Linked DNA regions of Mus musculus: all the other regions are linked to region 1. A link is a loop called in an ENCODE intact Hi-C map of the cell type or tissue named here. Cell type or tissue: heart. All regions are shown on one strand. Each heading gives the region's core, and the rest is flanking DNA. Links, peaks and the distances in the headings are about the cores only.

Region 1 (6,408 bases), core at 894-5,893:
ATTTGGTTGCTATTGCCAGTAATCCTAGCCCTTGGTATGTGGAGGTAGGAGGATCAGAAGTGCTCGGTCATCCTCAGCTACATAGAAAGTTCCAGGCCAGCCTGAGATATGTGAGACCCTGTTTCAAAACAAGCAAAAATAAAACAGTGTCAAGCCTAATAGAGGATCATTGAAGGGTTAGATTCTGTCAGCTCCTTTCTAATGGGTCTATTAAGTCTATGACCATTAAAACCAGCCCTGACTCAAGATAGTTTTAGGCTACTATGCCTTTCCAGAAATGTCTTGATTGTTCAAAAGCAGCTTGAAAATAATGAATCTGTAAAGCATTTCTAATGCGACTTCCTTATTTCACTGTATTGTCATGGGATTCAGTTTCCTCCATCTTCCTTCTGTGCTCCTATGTTGGTGCTGGCTCCACCCACCCCTTCAGAAACCTCTCCTGGGCTCTGGAGTAACTCCACAGAAGACTAGCTGTCTCCTGCCTTCTTCTCCCTCCCTTTATTTCATCAAATATTAATGATATGGCTGCCTTAGAGCCCTTTCATTGACTTTCCGTGTAACCACGGAAACTTCCTGTTAACTCTAGTCCCTTTACTTTGTCTCTCCTCCTCCCACCAACACCCACCCTCCATCCATGGTCTTCTTCCTCAGGACCAACATTTCCCAAAATACTGAAATGTCTTTTTCCTAACTCAGACTTGAGGCTTAACTGGAATTGAAATAGGATGTCTGCCTTCATCTTTGATTCAAACGTCCAGTTCTCTAGCTTTTTCCCCACCGTTGCTTAGTAAGACACAGCTGAGTAACTATGATGGCTGGAGTTCACATCCAAGGAACACATCAAAAGCAGGGTTTCAAGTGCTCTGATGGATAACCAGTCAGAAACTGTCCCATGCTTCGTACACCAGAAGAGCATGCAGATCATTTAGGTCAGAAATAGATTGAAACTGGCAATGCTGAATATTGACACAAAAAAAGGATTTTTGCTATTTAGTCTTTCCTTCTTCACTCTTTGTTTGCTTGTTTATAGGAAAGCCTGTGTGTGTTGGGCAAGTGTCTGTCACTGAGCCACACCCTTAGTCCTTTTCATTCTCTAAATGGGTCCCTGAATTATTTTGGTTTTTGGGGTTTTTTTTTATAGGCATAAACTCTCCACAAGCTTTGAAGAAAATCCTGTCCTTGTCTGAAGAAGGGAGTTTGGAGCGTCACAGGAAGCAAGCAGAAGATACAATATCAAATGCGTCCTCTCAGCTCTCATCGCCCCCCACCTCACCTCAGAGCTCTCCAAGGAAAGGTAGGGCTCACTGACTGCTGTCCCTGCGCAGGTCCACACATTAGTCCAGAGGATCCCACAGAGGTTCACTGTGGAAGTTTCACTGCTCTATGCAAAGGATCTGATGGCATGTGACAGTGGATTTTCCTCATCTGGTTATACATTTGGAAAGATGATGCTAGTTTTAACATTGTGGTTCCCCTTAACTGTCAAAAGACAGGTGCTAGTGTTACAACTAGTGTGCTAGAAAGACTGCTGACAGCGCAGGGAAGGACAGACGGATTATCTGTTTTCTTACAGCCAAACCGCAGGCATGAGCCTTAGAGATTAGAGGATCGGGGCCACACACTGGAAGAAATACTCATTCATTTGTCTTTCTGAACTTCGGTTTTCTCGCCAAGGATAGTATTTTCTAATTCCATCCGTTTCCTGATTTTTGTCATAGTTTTATTTTTCTTTATGGCTGATTTAAACGTCAGTGTGTATGTGCACCGTATTTCCTTGGCTACCCCTCTGCTGGGCATCTAGCCTTTCGTATCCTTGGCACTGTGGATGGAGCTCCAGTAGATATGCATATGCATATATCCTGTAGGTTGGAGTCATGCATATTTGCTAGGAGGAGTATAGCTGGGTTATTGATAATTCTGGTTTAATTTATTAAGGAACCTCTACACTGATTTTCATGGTGACTGCACAGTTGACATTCCCCAGGGCCGTGAAGAGGGACCCTCCTTCCCCCCACGCTCACTAGCCTTTGTTCTCACTGGTTTTCTCAATGACGTTCTGACAGTGGTGCCTCGGTATCTCCCTGATGGCTAAGAATGCTGGAATTTAAACTTGTTACTTGGTCTGTGTGTTTCTTCCTTTTGAGGACTTTTTTTTTCAGCCGAATGGCTTGTTTATTGGTGGCCATTGTGGTTTGAGGTGCTTCATTTTTCCAGTTTTATATGTAGTCTAGATATCAACACTTGTCTGAGATAGAATTGGCAGAGGTTGTCTCCCATTCTGTTGGCTGTGTTCACTCAGTGGCTAGTTTTTATTGTTATGGGAAGTTGATAATCCCGTTTGTCAGTTCTTGGAACTGTTTCGGGTGCTATTTGAATACTAGCCTGGACCTATATCTTGAATTAGTTTCCTCAAGCAGTTTAATTACTTTAGGAATTAAATTGAGGTTTTTGATGTACTTGGGATATACCTTTGCATAGGATGAGAGATGGGGACCTAATTTCATTCTCTGTAAATGGAGACACCAAAATGTCTGTTTTGTCCTTCACATCCCTGGCATATGTTTTAAACACTTTTGTCAAAACTCAGGTTTGTTTCTGCACCCCCCCCCTTTGTTCCATTGATCTTCATGTCTTTTTATGCAATACTGTGATATGGGTGTCACCATGACTCCAAAATACAGTTTAAGATCAGCTGTGATAGTGCTCTGAGCAGTAGCTGGCATGGGGTGCTAAGATGCCTCAGCTTCTAAGTCCCTTTTCATACTTCTGTTGTCCCCATAGTCTGTCTTCTGGTGTCCTTTGCCACACTTTGGTCCTTGTTCTGCTGACTCTGGTTGATGCTTGAGCAGGCGGCAGCACAGGTGGGCACACAGTCAGTGGTGTTCTCCCTCAGTTTCTGACTCCTCACAGACATCCTTTCTGGTTAACTGTCCAGGCTTCACTGTGCCACACTATACTCTTGAGTTAACTGAGTTCAGCCCTCTCCCTGATAGTTCTTTTAGATATAGACAGCATTTACTTATATAACTTTTTAAAACTTTGGTTTTTGAGTAGGAAATATTTTGTGTTTTTTGTTTTTTTTTTTTTTATTTAAAAAGAAAAAAAAATCTTATGAGCTCCGCCTGGTCCAGAACTAACCATGTATATAGAACAGTCTGGCCCCAGACTTGCAGCAATCCCCCTGTCTCTGCCTCCTGAGTCCTAGATTAACAGTCATGTGCCACCATTGCTGGCAAACTTTTAAAAATAGGTTTCATTCATTCATTCATTCATTCATTCATTTATTTTCTTATATACAGCCTGACTGCAATTTCCCCAGTGTCCACCACCTGCCTGCCATATATGTACACCCCCCCTTTTTTACTGATTGTAAGTGTAGGGAGAATTGTTTTTATATTTTTTTCTACTTAAATAGAAATTTATGCCACAGTAATATATAAAAGAAGCCTTGTAAATGTGAACAATTAATGTTCCTTATTTTTCATGATACAAATACGAGTCTTGACTGTCTTTCTTGTTTTCAAGAGACTGCATCTGTTCTTAGGTTGATATTCTTTCAGATTAAAGTAGCTGGTAATTTCTTTCCACAGTTTCCAGTGTTGCCCCTCCCTCCCTCCCCCCTCCCTCCCCCTCCCTCCCCCCTCCCTCCCCCGTCCCTCCCCTGGCCTTTCGATTGCATGTGTGGTCCAGCAGTAGTAAAGGAGATTGTTTTCCTGACAGAGTTTAGCAGCAGAGCGGAGTCAGTCTAACCATAGCTTCCTGTATGTCTGTGTGCAGCGGCTCCAGAGCTCACTGAGTGCGCGGGAGTTCTTTTCGTTCCTCTTGCAGTGGAAGTCAGCTAAGGTCTGCTGGCTCCTGGCAGTTTTCTGTTTGAACTGAGAACAGGAGCAAGAATAACAGTGTTCCCAGAAGTTCTAGGATGGGTGGGGCTTATAGAACCAAGCCTGCTGGGAAAGCTAGTTGACTTGTTAGCTAAGAAAATGGGAGAACCCTTCCAGGCATCAGGCATGGGGCAAACTTTGTGAGGAGAGATTGCCTGTTGGAACTTGCAGTGTGATTTATAAAAAGACAGACCATAAATAACCATGTTAAACCTTATCAAGACCTGCTTAGCCTTTGAAATAAATATAGATCAGGGTCCGTGTGGACTGACGGGACAGAATTTAACCTTCAGGTGCTCTCCAGTTTTGTTGTTGTTGTTTTTGTTTTGTAAGTGGCTTTGGGAAAATTACACTATAATAGGTGAGGTAGTGCAACCCTAACCCCAGCATTGAGGTAGCTGCAACAGAAAGATTAGTAGACCCCAACCTGGGCTAAAAGGAGAAATTTACATTGTACGTGATTATGTCTGTTTATCAGCCTTATATTATGATGGAAATTTAAAAATTGAGTGCTAAGAAAGATTGAGGGATTTTTCATTTAAATATATAAAATTGTCACAGCAAGTTCCCCCTCCCCCTGAACCTTGTGACTTTCAAAGAAGCCTCTCAGGACAGGAAATGAACATGTATTGAGCCAGAGCAGGGCTGAGGAAATGCATGCTACATCCTTCAAAACAGCTATCTTGTAGGTCATTCAGCTAATACAATATTAATGTTGAGAAAATAGATGACAGGAATCCAAAAGTACCTTCTTCGTGTCTTATCCTTGTATTCGTGTCTCCACTTAAACTCTAAAGAATGTGTGGCTACTTCCTAGTGGACTTTGGTGACATTCTCGAAAAGTCAAAACATCTGTTGACATCTGTTGAAAGTAAGACACTCAGACAGGCACAGTGGCGCACACCTTTAATCCCAGCACTAGGGAGGCAGAGGCAGGTGGATCTGAGTCCAATGGTCTACAGAGCCAGTTCTAGAACAGCCAGGGCTATACAGAGAAACCCTATCTTGAAAAATAAAAAAAGAAAATAAGACACTTGCTGTCAGCAGTTTGAGAGTTGGGTCCATACTTCTAAAACTGATGGGTTCTTCTTGATGGAGTTTGGTTGTGGGAGGTTTTGCTTCCAGTTTTGTTTGTGTTGTCTTACTCTGCTAAGATTGCAATTGATGCCTCAGACAAGCCAGACAAGTGCTCAGTCATTGAGCTGTTCTCAGCTGAGTCTTTACTAAGCAGTGTGTTTGTAGCTAAGGAAGCAAGAGTAGTTGAGACACGTCATAGTTTCTTCATCTTTACCAAGAGTGCGTAACAATAGATACTTTTCTCACCATTGAATAAGTAACTTACACTTTATTAGAGTAAAATTTGAATCTCTTAGTCTTCAGGTATTTATACCTTCTTGAATAAACCCCCATTTCATTGTCAACTTACAGTTTTTGCCCATTTGGTGGACCTGTTTAGTTTTTGAAGCTTAAAATATCTAACTACTACATTTACCTTTCTCACTCAGGTTATGCACTGGCTCTCAGTGGCACCGTGGATAATTTCTCAGATTCAGGTCACAGTGAGATTTCTTCACGATCCAGTATTGTCAGCAATTCTTCTTTTGACTCGGTGCCAGTCTCTCTGCATGATGAACGGCGCCAGAGGCATTCTGTCAGCATTGTGGAGAGCAACCTAGGTGTGGGCAGGATGGAGCGGCGGACCCTGATGGAGCCTGATCAATACAGCTTAGGGTAAGCGTCTGTTCCTTGCGATCTTTCCTGTCTCTCTCTGTGGGTCTGTGAGTAAGTGCCGTGCTATTTTTGTTGTGCAGTCTGCTTTTGTAATGTGTTTACTCCTTGTGGCCTTCCTTCTTCTGGAGGAAGACTGCAGCAGTAGTAGACACAGTCCAGTCTCTGTCTGATCTGCCTTCCATGGGTAACCAGAGTATATTCTGCCACCCTGAACCTTGTAAGGAAAGTGTAAGTGCCCCTTCTTTGTAGCAGGCTGTCCTTCCCTCCCCATGTTTGCTTTGTAAGATGAATGAGCAATATGGCAGATCTCTGATCCCATTCAAGAGTACTTTCTTCCTCTCTAGGGTGGAAGAAAGCTGCCTTTCTAAGGGGAAAGATTTGTATAGGCATGGCAGCTCATGTCTATCATCCTAACACTTAGGCTGAGGAAGAGGTTCATGAGTTGAAGGCCAGCCTAGACTTCAAACCAAGAGCTTGTCATCAGCACAAGGGTGTTTGTTTAACAGCCTCACATCTTCCTTTCCTGTGTTTTGCTGGATAGGTCGTATGCCCCAGTGTCTGAAAGCCGAGGCCTGTATGCCGCAGCGACGGTCATCTCTTCTCCTAGCACAGAGGAGCTTTCCCATGACCAAGGGGACCGTGCTTCCCTCGATGCTGCTGACAGCGGTCGTGGGAGCTGGACATCATGCTCAAGTGGTTCCCATGACAACATACAGACCATTCAGCACCAGAGAAGCTGGGAAACACTGCCATTTGGGCACACTCACTTTGACTATTCAGGGGATGCTGCAAGTAT
Region 2 (6,408 bases), core at 672-5,671, 520 kb before region 1:
CTAACTCTACTTCCATTTTATTACATGTAATAATCTTGTCTTCTCCAACAATGAATTCCTTAAATATCATCTTCCCTTCCCTCCCTTCCCATGTTAACTTTTCTAGATACATTTTTGTGAGCATACATTTATACATTATTAAATACAAAAGTGAAGTCAAGTTTAAAACATTTTAAAAATCAGTGCTCATATTTCTCTCTCTCTCTCTCTCTTTTTTTTTTTTTTTTTGGTGTTTTTCAAAACAGGGTTTCTCTGTGTAACAGTCCTGGCTGTCTTGGAACTCAAGAGATCCATCTGCCTCTGCCTTCTGAGTGCCAGGATTAAAGGTGTGCACAATCAACACTTGGCTCATTTTTCTTAACAGTATTTTTAAGAAAACCGAACCAGCGGACTAGGTGTGTAAATCAGGGTATAGTGACACCCTGGGTTCACTCCCCTGCAATACAGGAAAGTTGCTGACACTGTCACGTACTTGTTTATTCAGACATATTTACTGTGCTTACTTAGACTGTCATTAGCTGAGAAAACAGAATGGTGAGTGTGTGTGGCTCCCGAGCTCCGCTGAGCCCACAGACCCCTAGGATAGCAGACAAGTAATTTGTATGAAGTAATAGTTTAATCACACATTACCAAGGTGTTCTGGACACCAAATGTCAAATACTTCTCAAACATTCTGCCCAGCCTGTCAAATGACCTAAAATCAGCTTATTTATCTGCCATGCCTTTTCTTTACCAATGAAATGGTTTGAAGAAGAGAGTTACAAGACAGATGATATGAGATAAACTATAGTCCACTCCGACCATCAATCCTACGGCATACCACCAAGCCCTTATGACACTGAGCTACCACTTTGTCTAAGTATCCTTCAAGAAATTAACACTCTGAGCTGGGCGTGGTGGCCCACGCCTTTAACCCCAGTACTTGGGGGGCAGAGGCAGGCGGACTTCTGAGTTTAATCCCAGCCTGGTGGACAAAGTGAGTTCCAGGACAGCCAGGGCTACAGAGAAACCCTGTCTCAAAAAAAGAAAAAAAGAAATTAACACTCGCCGTCCCTTCTTAAGAGCAGGACTAATATACATATCAAGCTATTTGGACAGAGGAAGTTTGTATACGTACTTCGGTGGAAAGGGCATCCTTTAAAATGGAGAGGCTTCCCGGTCGTGGACCCAGTTCCTTTTTCTCCTGTACACAACGCACGAAAATTTTCTGCAGTTTTGGGAACAATATCTGCAAACAATTCTAAAACAATTCGGCCAACTGAAGGAAAAGAAAAGGACATCTTGTCAGTGTGCAAACTGAACAGGCAAACCAAACGGAGATAACGAATTACACAACCAGTGGCTAACACCTCATCCAACGTGTCATTCAGTTCTCTTTAACCACGTCACTAACTGGAGTCACAATGCTGTGGACAGATCTTCTGCGCTTACCACTCTTTAAATGAAATTGTGCATCCTTTAACTGCCATCTTCCCAGGCTATGGTACCTATCATGCTACTTCTCTAAGTTCAACTTTTTAAAGAGTCCACAAACGTGAGAGCCTATTGTAGGTTATTTCATGCACCATACTATCCTCTAGAGTTAACTACAAAGTTATAAATAAGATTTCCCTCTTTTAAAGGCCAGTGTTATATTCTACTGTGTATACAGCACGGTGTATGTTCTCATGCTTTGACAGACACTAGATTGGTGCTGTGTGTGTTGGCTACTGTGAATAACGCTGCAGTGCCTCGGGTATGCATACAAACTTCATCTCCCTTGAAAATAAGCCCAAACACGGAACTGTCAGATCCGTGTCACTGTCATCTCATTGTCATTTTTCTACGATTCCTATTTAGTCTAAGGAAAGCTTCGTAGATCTAAACTTGAAACAACACAAGATTATAACTAATTACAGCATCCAGGCGATTAGCTGCCTAGGAAGCACAACATGGTTTAATGTACAAAGGATTTAAAACCCTAAATCACTTAAATAATATTCAGACTTTTAAATTTTTTTATTCTGGGCTGGAGAGATGGCTCAGTGGTTAAGAGCACTGACTGCTCTTCCGAAGGTCCTGAGTTCAAACCCCAGCAACCACATGGTGGCTCACAACCATCTGAAATGAGATCTGATGTCCTCTTCTGAAGGCATCTGAAGACAGCTACAGTGTACTTAGATATAATCATAAATAAATCCTTAAAAAATATTTTTAAAAAAATTTTATTTTATGTGTGAGGCTGAGGCATGTAGTGTGGAGATCATGGGACAATCGCTGGGATTCAGGGTTGGTGGCAGACACCTTTACCTGCTGACCTATCTCAGGGGCCCTGCACTCAGAATTTCTAATCGCTAAGTAACTAACAGAAGACATAGTCCACTCTGTGTTCTATGGAAACTGCCTTTTGTAACCTCTGAAACAGTTCCCTTCTCAAGAATCCAAGAGACAGTTAACAATAAAATCTGTTACAAAACAAAGTGAATGCATATATACCCGTGTGTGTACCCATCCCAGCAGGTCTGGCCTACAACTCTAACATGCTTCAGAAAAGCCCAATTGAGTTACAAAGCAACACGAGGGCTTATGACAGTGTTTCTCAACCTTCTTAATGCTTCCACCCTTTAATATAGTTCCTCATCATAACTGTAAGTTTGCTACTGTTACGATTAGTAATGAAAATATCTGATATGCAACTCGGTGAAATGGTCGTTTAACAACCCACCCTCCAAGGAGTTTCCTCCACCCACCGGTTAAGCCACTGGCTTAGGGCTTCTTAGCTCTGAATCCTAGGTAACCATACAGACATAGTGCTCAATTCCATGATGCCAAAACAGCACAAACGATCGCCTACTTAAACTGCTACTATAATCAGTAATAAGGAAAAAGCACTAAGCACGAAAGTCACTCTAATTTGAAAATGATCTGGTAGCTCCCAATGTAGTTCGTGTACCAAGAGGCACGTGGCGTGTCTTGAGCCCCCCAGGCACATATCCAGGAAGCATACCGAACTATCCACCACTACTCGTCAAATCATTTCACTTTATAGTAAGTAGTGATGCAAAGGTTGCAGGGAAGTGCGATCAAAAAGAGACAAACGATAGGGACGCCACGATCCCTAAAGTAGAAGTAGAAATTTCCAGAAACTTCCACCGGAAGGGAGAGGGCGCAATCTGGACTCGTGGAGGCCAGGGCTCGCTCCGTCTGGGACCTAGGCTGCTATCCCCCTCCGGATCCCAGGCCCCGAGCCGCCGAACAGCCAGCGGGCCAAGGAGAACCGCAGCAGGGAGGCCCCGGGCGAGGGAACCGCTGAGCCGTTCGCGCCGCTCACCTCGCTCCCCGCCGATGTCCACGTCAAAGAAGACTCGCGGGTTCTTGGAGTTGGAGGGCTTGGCTGCCGGGGATGCGTGGGACATCTTCACTGCGGGCACTGGGCAGCGGGACACGAGCACCTCGTGCGCGAGACCGGAGCAAACTCTACTGCCCCTCTACGTTATAACCTGGCAACGCGCGGAAGAGTTACTTCCTGCGCACCGCCGGAAGCTGTACTCTGGTTTCCGGTGGCGCCTTCACCTTCCGGTTTCTGCGCCTGGCCCCTAATGCTTCTCTTTAGGTGGCTGTAGTGGCCGTCGGTTTCTTTTTAGTGTGTGCGCCGTTCCCTGGTGTTTGCTGCATCGCTGGGTGGAGAATTTGGAAACCATCCTAGCCTCGACTCTGCCACGAAATGCCAGTAACTACAACGAAACTTAGTTTACTCGTCTGTAAAATGGGGATAAAAATGCCTCCTCTGAGCAGACATGGTGGCTAGGCGGCACGACCTGAGTCTGATCCCCAGGATCCGTAAGGTGAAAGGAAAGAATGTTATCACCCAGTTGCCATCTGATCTCCACGAGTATGTCGTAGCATGCACACAGAAGCGCACATACATAAATTAATTGGTGCCTTCTTTTTCTTAATGCCTACCTACCTAGGGAAGGCGTTTTGGAAATTAAAGACATAAATTACTTATCAGAATGCCTGACATAAACATGTGGCTTCTAATAAATAACAGATGTCCAGTTACTATTGCCATGTTATTGTCATTTGGCCGTTAAGTTGTAAGTGACCCAGTCTAAAGCAAAGGCTCCAAATGCGCTGATGTTGAGAATCTAAAAGAGGATTTATTTGACTTCTGTTAAAACTAGATATCCTATAATAGTCTGTCTTTTTTTTTTTTTTCTAATGGGCTTGGTGTAAAATACACAACTTAAAGTTGAATGTGGTTATTCAGTACTGAGGAGGTAGAAGCAGGACGATCTATGTGAGTTCCAGGCCAGCCTGAGCTATGCCAGTAAGAATTTAAAAAGTGGCCATCCAGAGACTGTCCCACCTGAGGATTCATCCCATATACAGTCACCAAATCCTGACACTATTGTAGATGCCAAGAAATGCTTGCTGACAGGAGCCTGATATAGCTGTATATAGAGGCCCTGCCAGAGCCTTACAAATACAGAGGCGGATGCTCACAGTCAACCATTGGACTGAGGGGGTTGGGGGTCCCAATTGAGGAGTTAAGGAAAGAATTGAAGGAGCTGAAGGGGTTTGCAACCCCATAGGAAGAACAACAATATCAACCAACAGAGTTCTCAGGCACTAAGCCACCAACCAAGGAGTACACATAGCTCCGGCTACATGTATAGCAGAGAATGCCCTTGTCAGGCAACAATGGGAGGAGAGGTTCTTGATCCTATGAAGGCTGGATAGATGCCCCAATGTAGGGGAATTGAGGGTGGGAGTGAGTGGTGGGTGGAGGAACACCCTCATAGAAGCAGGGGGAGGGGGTGGGATAGGGAGTTTCTGGGAGTGAGAAGCCAGGAAAGGGGATAACATTTTGAAGTGTACATAAAGAAAATATGCAATTTTTAAAAAAGAATAAGAAAGTACATTTAGGACGAGTAGCTTTGGCATAGGCCTGTTATGCCAGTAGTTGATTCCATGCCAGGAGAATCCAAAGTTCAAGTTAGCCTGGGCTAAGTAAAGAGGCACTCACTCCAAAAAGACAAAAAAGGAGGTAAAACATTGTTAAGACTGGCCAGGTGGCACTTATGAGGTAGAAACAGGAAGATGGATAGTCCCAGGTTAGTCAGTACTACAGAACGAGACCTTACCTTTAAAAAATAAATAAATAAACCAGCCCAGGAAAAAAATTAACCAGCCCAAGTTGGTACCCAGCACCTATAATCTCCGCACTAGAGGCAAGAGTATCAGGAGCTAAACACCCAAACAAGCTCGCTCTTCTGTAAGTTGCCTTGTTCATGGTATTTAATCACAGCAACAGGAAAGTAATTAGTTCAGATCAGCAAAGCAGTTGGAATCTTCTATCCTGGTCATGTCCGGGCAGCAAACTGGTCATTTATATTTTGTCTTGCACATGACAATGATAAAGTTAATTAAAATGTGTGCTCAGGGGTCTGAGAAGATGTCTCACTCAATATGCAGGCGGATCCCTGGCACCCACTCAAAGGCTGGGTGGGGTGGGCACACAGTGGTCCCAGTGCTAAGGAAGATGATTCCTGGAGCAAATTGGCCAGTCGATGTGCTCGAAGTTAAAGGAGAGACCCTATCTCAAAAAATAAGATGGAGACCTGCCATACTCAATATCAAACTCTGCCCTCTACATTCATACACACATCCAGACAAACACATGCAGACAATACACACACACACACACACACACACGTTGCTGTTGTTCTAATCTACTAACTTGAAATCACTGAGGGCAGTCTGGAATGCGTAGAAAAACTCTCCTAAAAGGAAACACAAGAAGGAGGAGAGAGAAGAAAAGCTAGGGGCAAGCTGAGAATGCTGGCTCCATTCTCATAAGAAGGAAACTGGACAGGATGATTCTGTTGTTGTACAAGTGTCTGGGTGTGAAAACTGATGTAAAAGTTACTCTCCCGCTACCTAGGATTTTTTCCACAGTAAGTGGCTTTTTATGAAATTCGTATTACTAGAACCAAACCAAATGAAGAATCAAACTTTTTTTTTTAATTATGTGCTTGTGTCTGAGTTTGTGTATGTCAATTCAGAGACCCACAGGGACCAGAAGAGGGTATTGGTTCCCCTTGAGCTACCATTATAGGTGGTTGTGATCCTGCTTATGTAGGTACTAGGAGCCAAACTCCAGTCCTCTTGGAAGAGCAGCAAGCTCTCTTGACCCCTGAGGCCAAAGCTTTGGCCCTAAGAATCCAGCCTCTGCAATTACTGAACACCAGATCTCTACTGAGAAGACCAGCCTCTCCAAACCTGCTGCCTCCGCCAACTGTCTGCTTGCTCAGGCAGGTCACTGGGGCTCTGACATCTCAGCGAGGACAGAGCAGAGCTGTCTCCTAAGGCTGAGGATCTGGCTTCACCTAGACAGAGGGGCCCTGTCTGAGGGCATTACCATAC
Region 3 (6,408 bases), core at 608-5,607, 110 kb after region 1:
ATATAAGAGAACTGAGTGCTACCCCAGCGCTCTCTCTCTCTCTCTCTCTCTCTCTCTCTACCTTCCCCCCCAACCCCCTGCATCGTGGCTCTGTCTGCTTCTAACCCCTTTCCAGGCCCTCGTTTTCCTCCCTTCCCCAAATAGACCTCCTTATATCAGGTCTGCCTCATGCTGTGACTTTTCCGGGGGACAACTTGGCACGGGTCTCCGAGGTACCCCCTTACCCCTGCCTGTCGCCTGCCTTATATTTCATAACAGTAACCGTTTACTGACATGTGTATCATGTACCACACAGCATGCAGTGTGTGTGCTCTAAGACAACGGGAGACTCTTATCTCAGTCTGATAAACTGCAATCCTGAATGACATAGAGTGATCAACAGAACAATTATCCTTTCTTCCGTGGTTCTGGTTTAGAGCAGGGTGGGAGTAAGGCTTGGGCATGTCAGTAAATCTCGACCTCTGACATACCTTTCCAGACTTGGGTTTAAAACACAGCATCTGATTATGTAGCCCAGGCTCTTCTTGAGCTCTCAAGCTTTCTGTCTTTCTCCTCAGCCTCCCCATTGCAGAGGTTACAGCCCTGCCTCTAGGCCAGGCTTTCCTACCACCTCTGTGTTACAATGTGACCTAATTAAGGGACTGGCTAGCCCATCAAATCTTGGTTCTCATTCTCTAGGGAGAATTCTCTAGGACAACACTCAGGTGCTATACATCAAGAAATGTATGTAGGAAATATGGAGTCATCTTGGAAGGTTGCATCACACAAGGGATTTTTTCCCCCCAAGGGTAAAAGTCTTTTGCATTTCCTCTCTGCAGAATTCTCTTTAATATTCTTTGGCTTCTTTCCACATATTTCGAAAAATAGCAAGATACGATACTGCACACATGAGTGCATGAGGAACGAAGCGAAGGGATAGATCTTGGGCTCGTTTCAGCTTTCAGAGAACAACCCTGCCTTTTCCCATCGAGAAGTAGCTGTGAGGGGCTGCAGTGTTGTGGCATGCCCCATTTGCTCTCTGGACAGTCTTTGATTCCAGGCTCCTTCCCTTGTTGCTCAAGACCTTAAGGGGTCTAAGAACTGTTTTTCCTTACTAGGAATCAAGTTGAGGTTTTCATGAGTGCTGGATGTTCCTTGCCAGTTAGCTTCTCCCCTGTGCCCGTCTAAGGTCTGCATGAGAAGCCCTACTAAGCAGATCTGTTCCAATACAGAGGGGCTCAATACCACAATCCTTATCTAGATCAAACCTTCCATTCTATTCCTTGTAGGTTTGAATTATGTTACACTGTGATGGTCCTAAGCCTGTCTCAGCACTCCAGGGTCATCTACCACCTTTAAGGCTGACAACTGCTATGTTAGCCATGCTTCTCAATTCCCCTCTGCCCTGTAGCACAACATGTTCGCAGGTGTCTCGGATCAAAATTGCTTTCTTTAGTGGGAGGAGAGGGACATCTCCTGCCTACCGCCAAGTGTCATGAATATTGGGTTGGTTTATACACCAGCCATTATGGTGAAAGTCAGGCTTGTAATGTTATCTTTTATTTTTTGAGATTATAATATAACTATATTACATCATATCTTTCTCCCTTCCCTTTCTTCCCTCCAAACCCTCCCACACACCCCTTCTTGCTCTCTTTCAAACTCATGGCATCTATTCTCCATTAATTGATTAATAGCTCTCTCTCCTCACTTAAATAAATAAGCACATCCTACTCGGTATTATTTGTGTACATTTTCAATGCGATTTGGATTTGAACAACCAATCATTGTGCTCTCTCTGAGGAAGACTGTTTCTCCCACTCCAAGTGGTCCTTAGTTGTCTGTAGAACTTTGTGTAGGGTTGAGGTCTTCTGGGCTTTCCCCATCTACTTTGGCATTATCTGTTGATTTGGTTCTTGTTCAGCTCAGGGTTAGGCAGCCATATTGATGGATTTTATGGGCAGAGCTTCTGCCATTCATTCCTAGGAGACACCACTCAGAGAAAACTCTCTGGTCTCACAATCTCTCTGCTAGTTCTTCCAAAATATCCCTGAGCCTCCACTGTGAGCTGTTTGTTTCTGCTCGTTGTGATGGTCCACTGATAGGATACGCTGAAGAGGCAGAGGCAGGAGGATTCTAAGTGGATGGGTTCCTAAAAGAAGTGTTCTGGACAATTCTCTGGACAGGCAAAATGTTCTGTCTTCTTTCCCCATCTGCATTCAAGTACTCATAAATTATTTTTGGTTTTTGTATATCACTTTTCCTGGGAGACATGAACTGATGATGGGTAAGGAACAGATGATATATCAAAATATGGATACTACCAAAGTCCAGCTTGGTGAGCCAGTGGGTTTTATTTATGTTAGTTATAGGAATATGGGTAAAGGGTTATTTATAGGAGCAGAAATGATGTAAACAAAGCTGCATCTAGCCCAGCCCAGCATGAGTGACCACTCACAAAAGCTAGAAACCTGGGGAACACTGATCATCTTACAGGCAGCTCAACAGGCTGGGGAGTGTCTCTTTTAGGCAGATAAACTGATCTGAGCCTCTTTCCAGGCAGCTCAGGTTCTCCGAGAGTGTCTCTCAACAATCCTTACTGCTTATGAGAGACCTGCCAGTGAATCTGTTCAGTTTCAGGAACTTCCTGGAAGTCTTTACCTTATTTACTTCTTGGATCAAGAAGCTTATCTGCAGGACAGAATGTTTCTCTCCCTTGAAAGCATCTCATATCTTAAGAAGCTTTCCTCCAAGATGTAGGGTTTTTTCCTCAGAGGACACTGCTATACAACATTGGTTAAGAAAATATAATTTTGTTTTTAGTGGGCTCAAGTGTAAACTAGAGTTTCATTTGCTACCATCTCTTTAATTCACACTGCATTGGCAAAACCAGTATGTATTTATTGGTCTGTTAATGTTGGCATTAGTCATGCTTGCTGGTTGTACTCTTCAGATGGCTAGGATAAAGATAAGTAATAATTTTGCTTTTCTGTAATAATGGTTTCTGTAACAATGCGGTCTTACTTGAGGCTTGACTTTATGATCTATTATGATGCAGAATATATGAGCTCTCAGACTTCCAGTCCCTTGTTGTAAAAAACAGCATCCCAGAGTACAGATGTGAGTTAAGTGTCTGTAGAATGTGTTTACTTTTATGTCTTTGGCTATGTGTGTGTTTGTACATCTCTGTGCTTGCTTGTATTAATGGGTATTGTTTGTTTCTTGCACACAGATACATATAAATATATGTTAGTTGTGTAGAATTGTTGTGTAAGTGATGTAGATTTGGCATGCATGTGCATGGTGTTTCTCTGTGATGTCAGGTTTGAAAATCCATGGTTGCTGGCTAAGCACTTTGCACAGAAAGGTAAAGACTACCCTCTAGTGTTCAACAGGAGACATTGCCCTGCCTCAGCAATGTCTGAATTGCCTTAAATAAAGTTGACTCCAGGGATGCTGGGTTGTTCCCCCCATCTACAAGACCATGTGTCCAGGCCTGTTCTTGAGATGCACAAGAGGACATTGGTTTCTGGAGTTTAGTATTTGTGAAACAGCGAAGGCTCAATGAACAGGAAGCTGTTTGATGGTGTGGAGTACAAGTAATGATAACAAAACAAACAAACAAACAAACAACAAACACCACTCCCCCCCAACCCAAACAAACAAACCTCTCATACATTCTGGGACTGATGCAGGGTCACTTAGGAGCTGAAGGGACAGGGAGAGGGCGAGTCACACTAAGTTTCTATGAGACAAGTCAGGGGCAAGGTTGTAGAAACATTTTTTTTCTGCAGTATATAAACTAATCCCTGGTCTTTACAGTTGCATTTCCCTGTGTCCAAGAAGGAGGCTCTGTAGTGTATGATTGTCTTATGGCCCTGCCTGGGCAGGGCTGGGGTTCATTGCTTCTTGAGCATATGGGAGCTGATAATGTCAGGAACTGAGCCCAACTAATTATGTACTCTGTAATGTGATTCTCTAAATACAAGATGGGTGCCACTTATCCATTTACAAGATGAGAAAACTGAGTCCCAAAAAGCTGCATAACCCACCCAAGTTCACAAATTTGAGACATTTGAAGGTCAAAACAGCTTCCTTATTCACTACTAGCAATTTCAGAGTAAAGACATGCAAGCAAGGGCAGGGAGCTTGCTTGTAATTTATCACAGTGGAACAAAAGTACCAGGGCCTTAAGAAAACATGTCAAAGTCTTAGTAAGTGTGTAAAACCCAACCTTTTCAATAAGTGATTGCCTTAGGGTTTTAGTGCTATGAACAGACACCATGTTCAAGGCAACTCTTATAAGGACAACATTTAATTGGGGCTGGCTTACAGGTTCAGAGATTCAGTCCATTATTATCAGGGCTGGAGTATGGCAGTGTCCAGGCAGGCTTGACACAGGTGGATCAGAGAGTTCTACGTCTTGTTACAAAGGCAAACAGGAGAAGACTGGCTTTAGGAAGCTGGGATGAGGGTCTTAAAGCCCACACCCACAGGGTCACACCTACTCCAATGAGGTCACACCTCCAAATAGTGCCACTCCCTGGGCCAAGCATATACAAACCATGACAGTGATGTTGAGAAAATAGTTACAGATCCACACATAAAGATGAACCTTTATTTTATATCACATATAAAAATTAAGTTGTAATGAGTCAGAGACAAAAATTTGAAACTATAAAACAGTTAGGAAAAAGCCATGGGGATAAAGCCTTTGCCATTGGCTTTGAGTTCTGCTCACCACAGTACAACCAATATGCTCATTCCTTGATGCTGGTTTTAGCAGTGACTTCCAGAACATGACAGGGGAATTATGAATGATTATGGAAGAAGATGTAAGGTAAATTGGGCTTAAAATTGAAAATGTATGCACACCAGAAAATATTATAAACAGAGTATCAAGGTAATCATGGGTGGAAGACAGGATTTGCAAACAGAATTCTTATCGGCATTGAGAACTAGGAATATATAAAGACCTCCCCCAGCTCAGCAACAAGCCCTAAACAGCCTTATAGGAACTAAGAAAAGGGACAAAGTGAAGATGCCCACTGTCCCCCTTCTCAAAACAGTACTAAAAGTTCTAGGTAGACCAATTAGGAAAGAGATGAAAGGTAAAAAGGAAAGGAGGAAGTTAAGTTGTTTAATGAGGGCACAATCTTATGTGTAGAAGTCCCCATGAAAAAACTGGAAAACATAAATTACCTAACCCAGGAAATTTGTAGGGTACAAAAATCAGTGGAATTTTTATTCATTGATAATAAGCTGAGAAGGAAAGAAAAATATCTCCGTTAATAATAGCAAAATAAACAAGTAAATAAATTAGTGAAATGTTTAGGGATAAAGTTAGTCAGAACTTTGTGTCCGAGGTCATAAGGCACCAATGAGAAAATAAGAGAGTTATTCTATGTCCACAGCTTTAAAGGACGGATATTGCCTACCCAGAGTGATCTACAAATTCAACACAATCTATTAAAATCCCAACATCGTCTCCTAGACATAAGAAAAACAATACCAAAACTTGTATGGAGTCCCAAAAGGGCCAGAGTTGTTTTGTTTTTGAACAAAAAGAACAAAGCTGGCGATTTCATGCTCATTGGTTTCAAAATATGAAGTCTGTGTAATGAAGACTGAGTGCTGCCGTCATACAGACAGACACATAGATCAGTGCCACCCTCCGAGGACCTTTGAAGTAGTTAGATGGAATGAGTCTCTTCAGTAAGGGCGGGATTGGGAAACTGGGGAACTGTATGTAGAAGGATGAAGTAGGATCTTTATGCTGCTAACAAAAATTAACTCAGAATAATTAAAATATCAATATAGATTTGAAACCACAAAAACTAGAAGACAGGCTGTCTGTAGGACATTTGAAAATCAGTGACAATGTGGAAGAACGCTGTCCATTGTGGGTGGTGCTACCTCTGGGCTGGTGGTCCTGGGTGTTATAAAAAAACTCAGGCTGAGCAAACCATAGGAGCAATCCAGTGGGCGGCATTTCCCATTTCTCTGCATCAGCTCCTGACTCCAGATTCCTGCCCAGATATTCCTGGATGATGAATTACAAGCTGTAAGGTAAAATAAACCCTTTCCTCCCAAGTTGCTTTTGGTCATGGTGTTTTCCAATAGAAACCGTAACTAAGATAGAGTGGAACTGTGCCATTGATCTAGGCAGTGTAGAGCCGACCATTGTATTGTATCAAGCTGGAAAGCTCATATAGTAAATAAGTCATAAGGTGAAGAGACAAGGAGTGTGAGAAGATAGTTGTAAGCTATACATCTCATAAGTGATTAGTATTCAAAATGTCTAAAGAATCCAAACTGCAAGAAAATAATTTAATTAAAAGTTGGAAAGGGATAGGAATAGAGAGTTCTTGAAAAAAAAAGATACAAGAAACATCAATCAGGTTCATAAAAAAGCACTTAATGCCATGT

What was found. Peaks named below come from ENCODE experiments on the same cell type or tissue, not always from the same donor. Only the 100,000 strongest peaks of a DNase experiment are listed, where the experiment ranks them.
Region 2: a loop joins it to region 1, with 2.0 times the contacts of the local background. A loop is called at or near these places in 8 of 42 quality-filtered maps.
Region 3: it touches region 1 in a loop (3-fold over the local background); 7 of 42 quality-filtered maps call a loop at or near these places.

What each region holds. Positions count from the first base shown.
Region 1 is chr3:79,069,194-79,075,601 of GRCm38, reverse strand. Rapgef2 (Rap guanine nucleotide exchange factor (GEF) 2) reads left to right here. Exons shown (of 24, transcript NM_001310536.2): 20 at 1,142-1,294; 21 at 5,387-5,612; 22 at 6,154-6,408. Among named protein-coding and RNA genes, the nearest start is that of Gm52609, 16 kb to the right of the region's middle. In heart, for the core only: no CTCF peak of the experiment used is centred there; a DNase peak (open chromatin) is centred at 3,801; H3K4me3 peaks cover 505 bases; H3K27ac peaks cover 727 bases.
Region 2 is chr3:79,588,460-79,594,867 of GRCm38, reverse strand. Ppid (peptidylprolyl isomerase D (cyclophilin D)) reads right to left here and starts at 3,531. Exons shown (of 10, transcript NM_026352.4): 1 at 3,311-3,531; 2 at 1,118-1,258. The coding sequence starts at 3,395. In heart, for the core only: CTCF peaks have their summits at 3,264 and 3,467; a DNase peak (open chromatin) is centred at 3,477; H3K4me3 peaks cover 2,107 bases; H3K27ac peaks cover 1,730 bases.
Region 3 is chr3:78,955,953-78,962,360 of GRCm38, reverse strand. No RefSeq gene overlaps it. Among named protein-coding and RNA genes, the nearest start is that of Gm23440, 21 kb to the left of the region's middle. In heart, for the core only: no CTCF peak of the experiment used is centred there; no DNase peak of the experiment used is centred there.